Regions from separate parts of the Homo sapiens genome. Here region 2 is linked to region 1. A link is an interaction called in ENCODE POLR2A ChIA-PET data of the cell type or tissue named here. Cell type or tissue: Panc1. All regions are shown on one strand. Region 1 has its middle 12 kb from the start of LINC02783. Region 2 has its middle 27 kb from the start of RCC2.

Evidence for each region. ChIA-PET counts read pairs that join two places held together with the same protein. Peaks named below come from ENCODE experiments on the same cell type or tissue, not always from the same donor. Only the 100,000 strongest peaks of a DNase experiment are listed, where the experiment ranks them.
Region 2: POLR2A ChIA-PET joins it to region 1 with 16 read pairs; 2 of 35 experiments call an interaction of 5 or more read pairs at or near these places.

What each region holds. Positions count from the first base shown.
Region 1 is chr1:17,175,392-17,179,391 of GRCh38, reverse strand. No RefSeq gene overlaps it. Among named protein-coding and RNA genes, the nearest start is that of LINC02783, 12 kb to the left of the region's middle. In Panc1, no CTCF peak of the experiment used is centred here; no DNase peak of the experiment used is centred here; H3K27ac peaks cover 3,372 bases.
Region 2 is chr1:17,465,144-17,469,143 of GRCh38, reverse strand. No RefSeq gene overlaps it. Among named protein-coding and RNA genes, the nearest start is that of RCC2, 27 kb to the right of the region's middle. RefSeq lists enhancers at 1-535, 536-1,191. In Panc1, no CTCF peak of the experiment used is centred here; no DNase peak of the experiment used is centred here.

The DNA of each region.
Region 1 (4,000 bases):
TTATCTTCATTATTTTCTTCCTTCTGGCTGCTTTTGGTTTCTTTTACTCTTCTTTTTCTAATTACTTAAGGTGGGAGCTTAGAGTATCAATTTGAAGCTTTTTCTTTTTTCTAATGTAACTGTTTAGTGATTTAGATTTCCTTCTCAGAACTTGCTGTGTTCCATAAATTTGGATATGTTGTATTTTTATTTTCCTTGAGACTTCTTTTTTGACCTATGTATTATTTAGAAGTGTGCTGTTTAGTTTTTAAGTATTTGGAAATTTTCCTGTCACTGATTTTTATTTTAATTCCATTGGGGTCAGAGATCACCCTCTACAATGTCAATTCTTTTAAATTTTTTGAGATTTGTTATATGACCAAGGATGTGGTCAATTTTGGTTTATGTCCCACAGGTTTTTGAAAAAGAATGTGTGTTCTACTTGGGTTGGATGAGCTGATACAAAATGTTGAGTAGATACTGTTGGTTGACAGTGTTTGTTGAGTTCTGTAACTTTGCTGGTTTCTGTCTAATTGTTCTATCAATTGTTGAAAGAGTATTAAAGCCTTCAACTATAATTGTAAATGTGTTTATTTCTCTTCTCAGTTTTATCGGTTTTTACTTCATATATTTTGTAGCCCCATTGTTTGGTGCATACACATTTAAGATTTCTGTATTTTCTTGGTGAATTGACTCTTATCATATGTAATGGCTCTCTCTATCCCTGGTAATTTATTTGCTCTAAAGTCTATGTTATCTGATATTAATACAGCCACTCCTGCTGTTTTTCAATTAATGTTGACATGGTATATCTTTTTCCATCCTTTTGTGTTAAACTTACTTATATCATTATGTTTGAAGTGAGTTTCTCGTAGACAGCATATAGTTAGTGTGGTAATATTTATCCACTTTACCAATTTCCATCTTCTAATTAGTTTATATAGACCATTTACATTTAAGGTAATCATTTGTATGTTAGAGCTTAGACCTGCCATTTTGCTTTGTTTCTCTGTTTTCTTTTTCCTACCTTCTTGTGGGTTACTGGAACTATTTTTTATAATATTTTAATCATCTATAGTGTTTTTTAGTGTATCTCTTTGTATACTTTTTTTAGTGGTTTCTCTAGGTATTACATTATATATACATAACTGAACATAATCTACTGGTATTATCATCTTAACAGTTTGAGTGAAGTATGGAAAACTTGTCTCTCTTTACATTGTTTTTTCCCCATTTATAATTGTCTTAAATATTTTATCTACATACATTCAAAATCACATCAGACGGTGTTACGATTTTTGCTTCAACCATCAAACATAATTTAGACAGCTTAGGAGAAGAAAGTTTATTGTGTTTATCATAATTTTGCTCTTTCTATTGTCTTTCTTCCATTCCTAATGTTTCAAATTTTCTTCTTTTATCATTTCCTCTCTGCTTAAAGGAAATGATAGGGTAGGTTTATGGTGACAAAATCTAATTTTCTCTCATCTGAGTGTATCTGCATTCCTGAAATATAATTTTGCTGAGGGTAGAATTCTAGGTTAATGATTCTTTTCTTTCATTATTTGAAAAATGTTATGCCACATTCTTCTGTCTTCCACGGTTTCTGATGACAAATCTTCAGTCTATCAAATTGTTTTCTCCATAAGTAAGATGTTATTTCTCCCTTACTACTTTCAAGATTTTATTTGGCTTTATTTTTCAGAAGTTTGACTATAATTTGTCTTGGAATAAATTTATTTGGGCTTACCTTGTTTGGAGTGACTCAGCTCTTAAATCTGTATGTTCATGTCTTTCGCCAAATTTGGGAAATTTTTCCATTATTTCTTTGAGTGCTTTTTCAGCCCCATCCTCTTTCTCCTCTACTTCTGTGACTCCAGTGGCTGAATGTTAGATTGTTTTATTATTACTTTTTTCCTTGACATGAGTTTATCTATATAACAAACCTGAGGTCATTTTATTATTAACCACAGGTCCCTGAAGTTCTGTTCAGTTTTTTTCCAGTCTATTTTTTGTCTATTGTTCAGATTGAGTAATTATATTGTTCTATTTTCAAGTTTGTTGATTAATTCCTGTGTTGTCTTCATTCTGTTGTTGAGCCTATCCATTAAGTTTTAATTTTAGTTATTGTATTTTAAGTTCTAAAATTTCCATTTGGTTCTTTGTGTCTTCTATTCTTTGCCGAGCTTTTCTACCTTTTCATTTATTTCAAGCGTGTTTACAATGGCTCTTTGAAGCATTTTTATGATAGCTGCTTTAAAACCTTTGTCAGATAATTCTAACATCCTAACATCTGTGTCATCTCAGTGTTGATGTCTATTGATTGTCTTTTCTCATTCAACTTGAGATTTTCCTAGTTCTTGGTATGACAAATGATTTTCTATTGAAATCTGAACATTTGGGTGTTATGTTATAAAACTCTGGATCTTATTGAAACCCTGTGTTATAGCAGGCCTTCTCTGACACTGCTCTAGTGGGAAAAGAGAGGCGCCATCTCATTCCTGCCAGGAGGAAGTGGAAGTTCAGGTTCCCCATTCAGCTTCTGTTGACATCTGGTGGGGAGGGCTTTCTGATTACTGTTGAGTGAAAGTGAGAGCTCAGGCTCCCCACTAGGCTTAGAGGGACAGGGGTGCCCTGTTGCTGCTCCCCATATGGCCTCTACTGTTGACATGGAAGTGGAGGTTATCCTCATTACTACTGGACAGTAGTGAAAGCCCTGATGCAATTCTAGGGCTCCTCTGCTACCACCTCAGTCAGCCCCTCATTGCTGCAGTGTAGAGGTGGACGATCAGGCCCCTCTACATGCGGACATCAGACCGCATGGTCTACTGATATTACAGAGTATGAAGGTATTCATTATCACCCAGTGAGAATCAAAGTCCAGCTCCTCGGCCTTCTCTGACGTCACCACAGCTGAAAAGTTGAGGCATCTCTTTGTAGTCTGGAAAAGGTGGAAGTCAAAGTTTTCCACTCAGCCTTCCCTGGAAAGGTAAGGCTAAGGTCACAGTTTTTTCTGTAGTGTTTGGCTGGAGTAGAGCAGTTATCATCTGAAAGTTTGTCTTTCTCAGCTGCTTCTTCCTGGTCCTTTGGCTAGAAAGAGCCAGCTTTTCTTGGGGCTTATTTGTCTGCATCCCTTCATGTTTTGGGGTTGCTGCCTCTCCAATTTGGGATATGTGAGGCAAAAAGAAAACCCAGGAAACCCAGCTTTATATATTCTGAACTTATGTTATTAGATCATACAAGTTCATAATTGTTTCAGTATTCCAATGTATTGAACCTTTTAAGATTATATGGTAACTCCCTTGTTTCCTCACAACGTTTTTACTTTAAAGCCCATCTTATCCACGTTTATTAAAGCTGAACCTAGTTCCTTTGGGTTGGCTTTTTTTTTTTTTTTTTTTGGTATGTCTTTTCCTATTCTTTTGCTTCTCTACTTCCTATGATTGTATATTTGCGTGTATATATATATATATATATATATATATATATATATATATATATATATAGTTTTTTTGAGACAGTTTCACTCTGTCACCCAGGCTGGAGTGCAGTGGTGCAATCTTGGCTCACTGCAACCTCTACCTCCCAGGTTCAAGCGATTCTCCTGTTTCAGCCTCCTGAGTAGCTGGGATTACAGGCATGTGCCACCATGCCCAGCTAATTTTTGTATTTTTTAAGTAGAGACGGGGTTTCACCATGTTGGCCAGGCTGGCCTCAAACTCCTGACCTCAAGTGATCCACCTGCCTCAGCCTCCCAAAGTGCTGGGATTACAGGCATGAGCCACCACACTCGGCCTGATTTTATATTTTACTCTAGTACAAAGTTTTGCTTTTTCATCCACTCTCACAATATATGTTTTTCAGCTAGATAATTTATTCCAGTCCATTTCCAATTATTGTCATTGCTGGCTCATTAATTTTGTTCATCCAAATATTTAAGTGGCTACTGTGTGCCAGGCTCTGTTTTAGGTGCTAAAATATGGCAGTGAATCAAAGAGTCAAAAATACACATGCTTGGCAT
Region 2 (4,000 bases), 290 kb before region 1:
CACATGCCTGTAATCCCAACTATCCTGGAGGCTGAGGCATGAGAACGGCTTGAACCCGGGAGGCAGAGGTTGCAGTAAGTCGAGGTCATGCCACTGCACTCCAGCCTGGGCAGATAGTGAGACAGTGAGATCCTATCTCAAAAAAATAAATAAGGGCAGGCACAGTGGCTCATGCCTGTAATCCCAGCATTTTGAGAGGCCAAGGTGGGTGGGTCACTTGAGCTCAGGAGTTAGAGACCAGCATGGCCAACATGGTGAAACCCGGTCTCTACCAAAAGATACAAAAAATAGCTAGGCATTGTGACGCGTACCTGTAATCCCAGCTGCTCAGGAGGCTGAGGCAGGAGAATTGCTTGAACCTGGGAGGCGGAGGTTGCAGTGAGCTGAGATAGTGCCACTGCACTCCAGCCTAGGTGACAGAGTGAGACTCTGCCTCAAAATAAATAAATAAATAAATAAAGTTTTAGGACAGGCAAAACTGAGCCATAGTGATAGAAATCAGAACAGAGGTTGCCCAGGGGAAGAGGGTGGGAGAAGAGAGATAGCAAAGGAGCTGGAGGAAACACCCTTGGGTCCTGGACATGCTCCACATATGACAGTTAGATGAATGCTCATATTTCTCAAGAGTCATGGCAGAGCGTGGTGGCTTATGCCTGAGATCCCAGCACTGTGGGAGGCTGAGGCGGGCAGGTCATTTGCGGTCAGGAGTTCGAGACCAGAGTGGCCAACATGGTGAAACCCCATCTCTATTAAAAATACAGAAATTAGCTGAGCATGGTGGGGGCATGCCTGTAGTTCCAGCTACTGGGGAGGCTGAGGCAGAAGAATCGCTTGAACCTGGGAGGTGAAGGCTGTGGTGAGCGGAGATCACGCCACTGCACTCCAGCCTGGGCAGCAGAGAGAGACCCTGTGTCAAAAAAAAAAAAAAATGAATCATGAACTGTACACTTAAAATGTGTGCACGCATTTTATGAGTAAATCATGCCTCAACATTTAAAAGAATGAAGAAACAAGGCCGGGCATGGTGGCTCATGCCTGTAATCCCAGCCCTTGGGAGGCTGAGGCGGGTGGATCACCTGAAGTCAGGAGTTCGAGACCAGGATGGACAACCTGGTGAGACCCTGTCTCTACTAAAAATACAAAAAATTAGCCGGGCGTGGTGATGCACGCCTGTAATACCAGCTACTCGAGAGGCTGAGGCAGGAGAATCACTTGAACCTAGGAGGCAGAGATTGTAGTGAGCGGAGATTGTACCACTGCACTCCAGCCTGGGCAACAGAGTGTGAGTCCCTCTGTCTCAAAAAAAAAAAAAAAGAAGAAGAAGAAATGTCATATCAGTATGTAACATAGCAGAGGCATTCTGTTTTTGTTTTTTTACAATAAAGTGTGCTCACAAGATGCCAGGAAAACCCAACATATCTGCTTTGAGAGTACGGTTGGCAAGTTTTCTCACAGGTTGGAGGAGCTGGTTATGGAATTTACAAAGGGACACATGAATGGGTTCTTGTGTGCCAGGCAGGCTGCCTGAGAAGTGCATTACAGATATTACTTAATACTTAAAGCCAGGCATGGTGGCTGATGCCTGTAGTCTCATCAGTTTGGGAGGCTGAGGCGGGTGGATTGCTTGAGCTCAGGAGTTCGAGACTAGCCTGGGCAACATGAAGAAACCCCGTCTCTATTCTTGAAAAATTATTATTATTATTTACTATTATTATTATTATTATTATTTGAGATGGAGTCTCACTCTATTGCCCAGGCTGGAGTGCAGTGGCGGGATCTCAGCTCAGTGCAACCTCCACCTCCCGGGTTCAAGCAATTATCCTGCCTCAGCCTCCCAAGTAGCTGGGATTACAGGTGTGCACCACCACACCCAGCTAATTTTTGTATTTTTAGTAGAGACGGGATTTCACCATGTTGGCCAGGCTGATCTCGATCTTGCGTCTTCAGGTGATCCACCTGCCTCTGCCTCCCAAAGTGTTAGGATTACAGGCGTGAGCCACTGCACCTGGCAAAAATTTAAAAATAAAAAAAAAAATTATTTAATACTTAGAAGAAGACTGAGGTCAAGAATTTGTTATTCCCATTTTACAGAAGGGGAAAATAAGGCACAGAAGTTCAGTAGCTCAATGTAGCTCAGAAATGGGAGCCAGGGCCAGGTGCAGTGGCCCATGCCTATAATCCCAGCACTTTGGGAGGCCAAGGCAGGCAGATCATCTAAGGTCAGAAGTTCGAGACCAGCCTGGCCAACATGGCGAAACTCCATCTCTACTTAAAAATACAACAATTAGCTGGGCGTGGTGGTGCACACCTGTAGTCCCAGCTGCTTGGGAGGCTGAGGCATGAGAATTGCCTGAACCTTGGAGGCAGAGGTTGCAGTAAGTGGAGATCATGACACTGCACTCCAGGCTAAGTGACAGAGCAAGACTCTGTCCCAAAGAAAAAAAAAAAAAAGACTGGACTGGGCCCCTGAGTCAGGAACAGTGTGGGGAAGATTCCAGCAAGGCAGGGGATGACATCTTGAAGACGGGACAGCGCTCCCTACCCCTGTACCTGAGCAAATCCACTTTCCCTCCCGAATCCCACCCACCTGTTCTGGGCCCCGCCTCTCAGATTCCTCTGAAGGTTGACAGATACAATAGCCCAAAACATGCCACTTTGCAATGAGGATCCTGTTGAGCTGAAAGCAACTGAGAAGAAGCAGATAGAAGAAAAGCTCTCTCTGCCAGGGTCGGTGGCTCCCACCTGTAATCCCAGCACTTTGGGAGACCAAGGCGGGTGGATCACCTGAGGTCAGGAGTTTGAGACCAGCCTGACCAACATGGAGTAATCCCGTCTCTACTAAAAATACAAAATTAGCCGGGCGTGGTGGCACGTGCCTGTAATCCCAGCTACTCGAGAGGCTGAGGTAGGAGAATCGCTTGAACCCTGGAGGAGAAGGTTGCAGTGAGCCGAGATAGCACCATTGCACTCCAGCGTGGGCAACAAGAGCAAAACTCATCTCAAAAAAAAAAAAAAAAAGAAAGAAAGAAAGAAAAAGAAAGAAAAGCAGGCCAGGCGCAGTGGCTCATGATGTATGAGAGGCTTGGCCAGGGACAGTATAAGAACAGGCACAGGCCAGGTGTGGTGGCTCACGCCTGTAATCCCAGCACTTTGGGAGGCCGAGGCGGGTGGATCAGGAAGTCAGGAGTTAGAGACCCGCCTGGCCAACATGGTGAAAACCCATCTCTACTAAAAATACAAATATGTGCCGGGCGTGGTGGCACAGGTCTGTAATCCCAGCTACTCGGGAGGCTGAGGCAGGCGAACTGCTTGAACCCGAGAGGTGGAGGTTGCAGTGAGCTGAGATTGCACCATTGCACTCCAGCCTGGGCAACAAGAGCAAGATTCCGTCTCAAAAAAAAAAAAAAAAAAAAGAAGAAGAAAAGCTCTCTGCCCTTCCCGTAGCTGCCAAAAAGCAAGACATAAATTTATAAATGTGCCCACCCCGCAAAAAAAACCACCAGGAAGGACAAAAGTTGATCCCAGAGACACCTCCAGACCCTAAACTTCCTGGGGCCCAGAGGAGTAGACTTAACCGACTCCACTCCTAGCTCCCATCTTCCATTCATCCCCCATATATTGACCCTCTCACGATTTGCTGCCCTAGTGCTTTCCCTTCGTCTTTTCACTTCACTAAAATGTATTCTTCTTTTGTTAAGTTGCTACATAAACCCCAGTTCTAACCACCCTCTTGAGTCACTTACCTCTGAGTACTCCCATGTACAAGTGTCATAATCAACTTCTGTTTATTTTTCTCTTGCCAATCTGTCTTTTGTTAGTCTAATGAATAGGGTCCCAGCCAAAGAATCTAAGATGGGTACACGCCCTACCCACCTTCCTTCTCTCTTCCTCAAGATTCCGAGCGCTCACTGCTATTTAATCATCTCTACCTGTGCCTGTTCTCTTTTTTTTTTTTTTTTGAGATGGAGTTTTCTCTTGTTGCCCATTTTTGAGTGCAGTG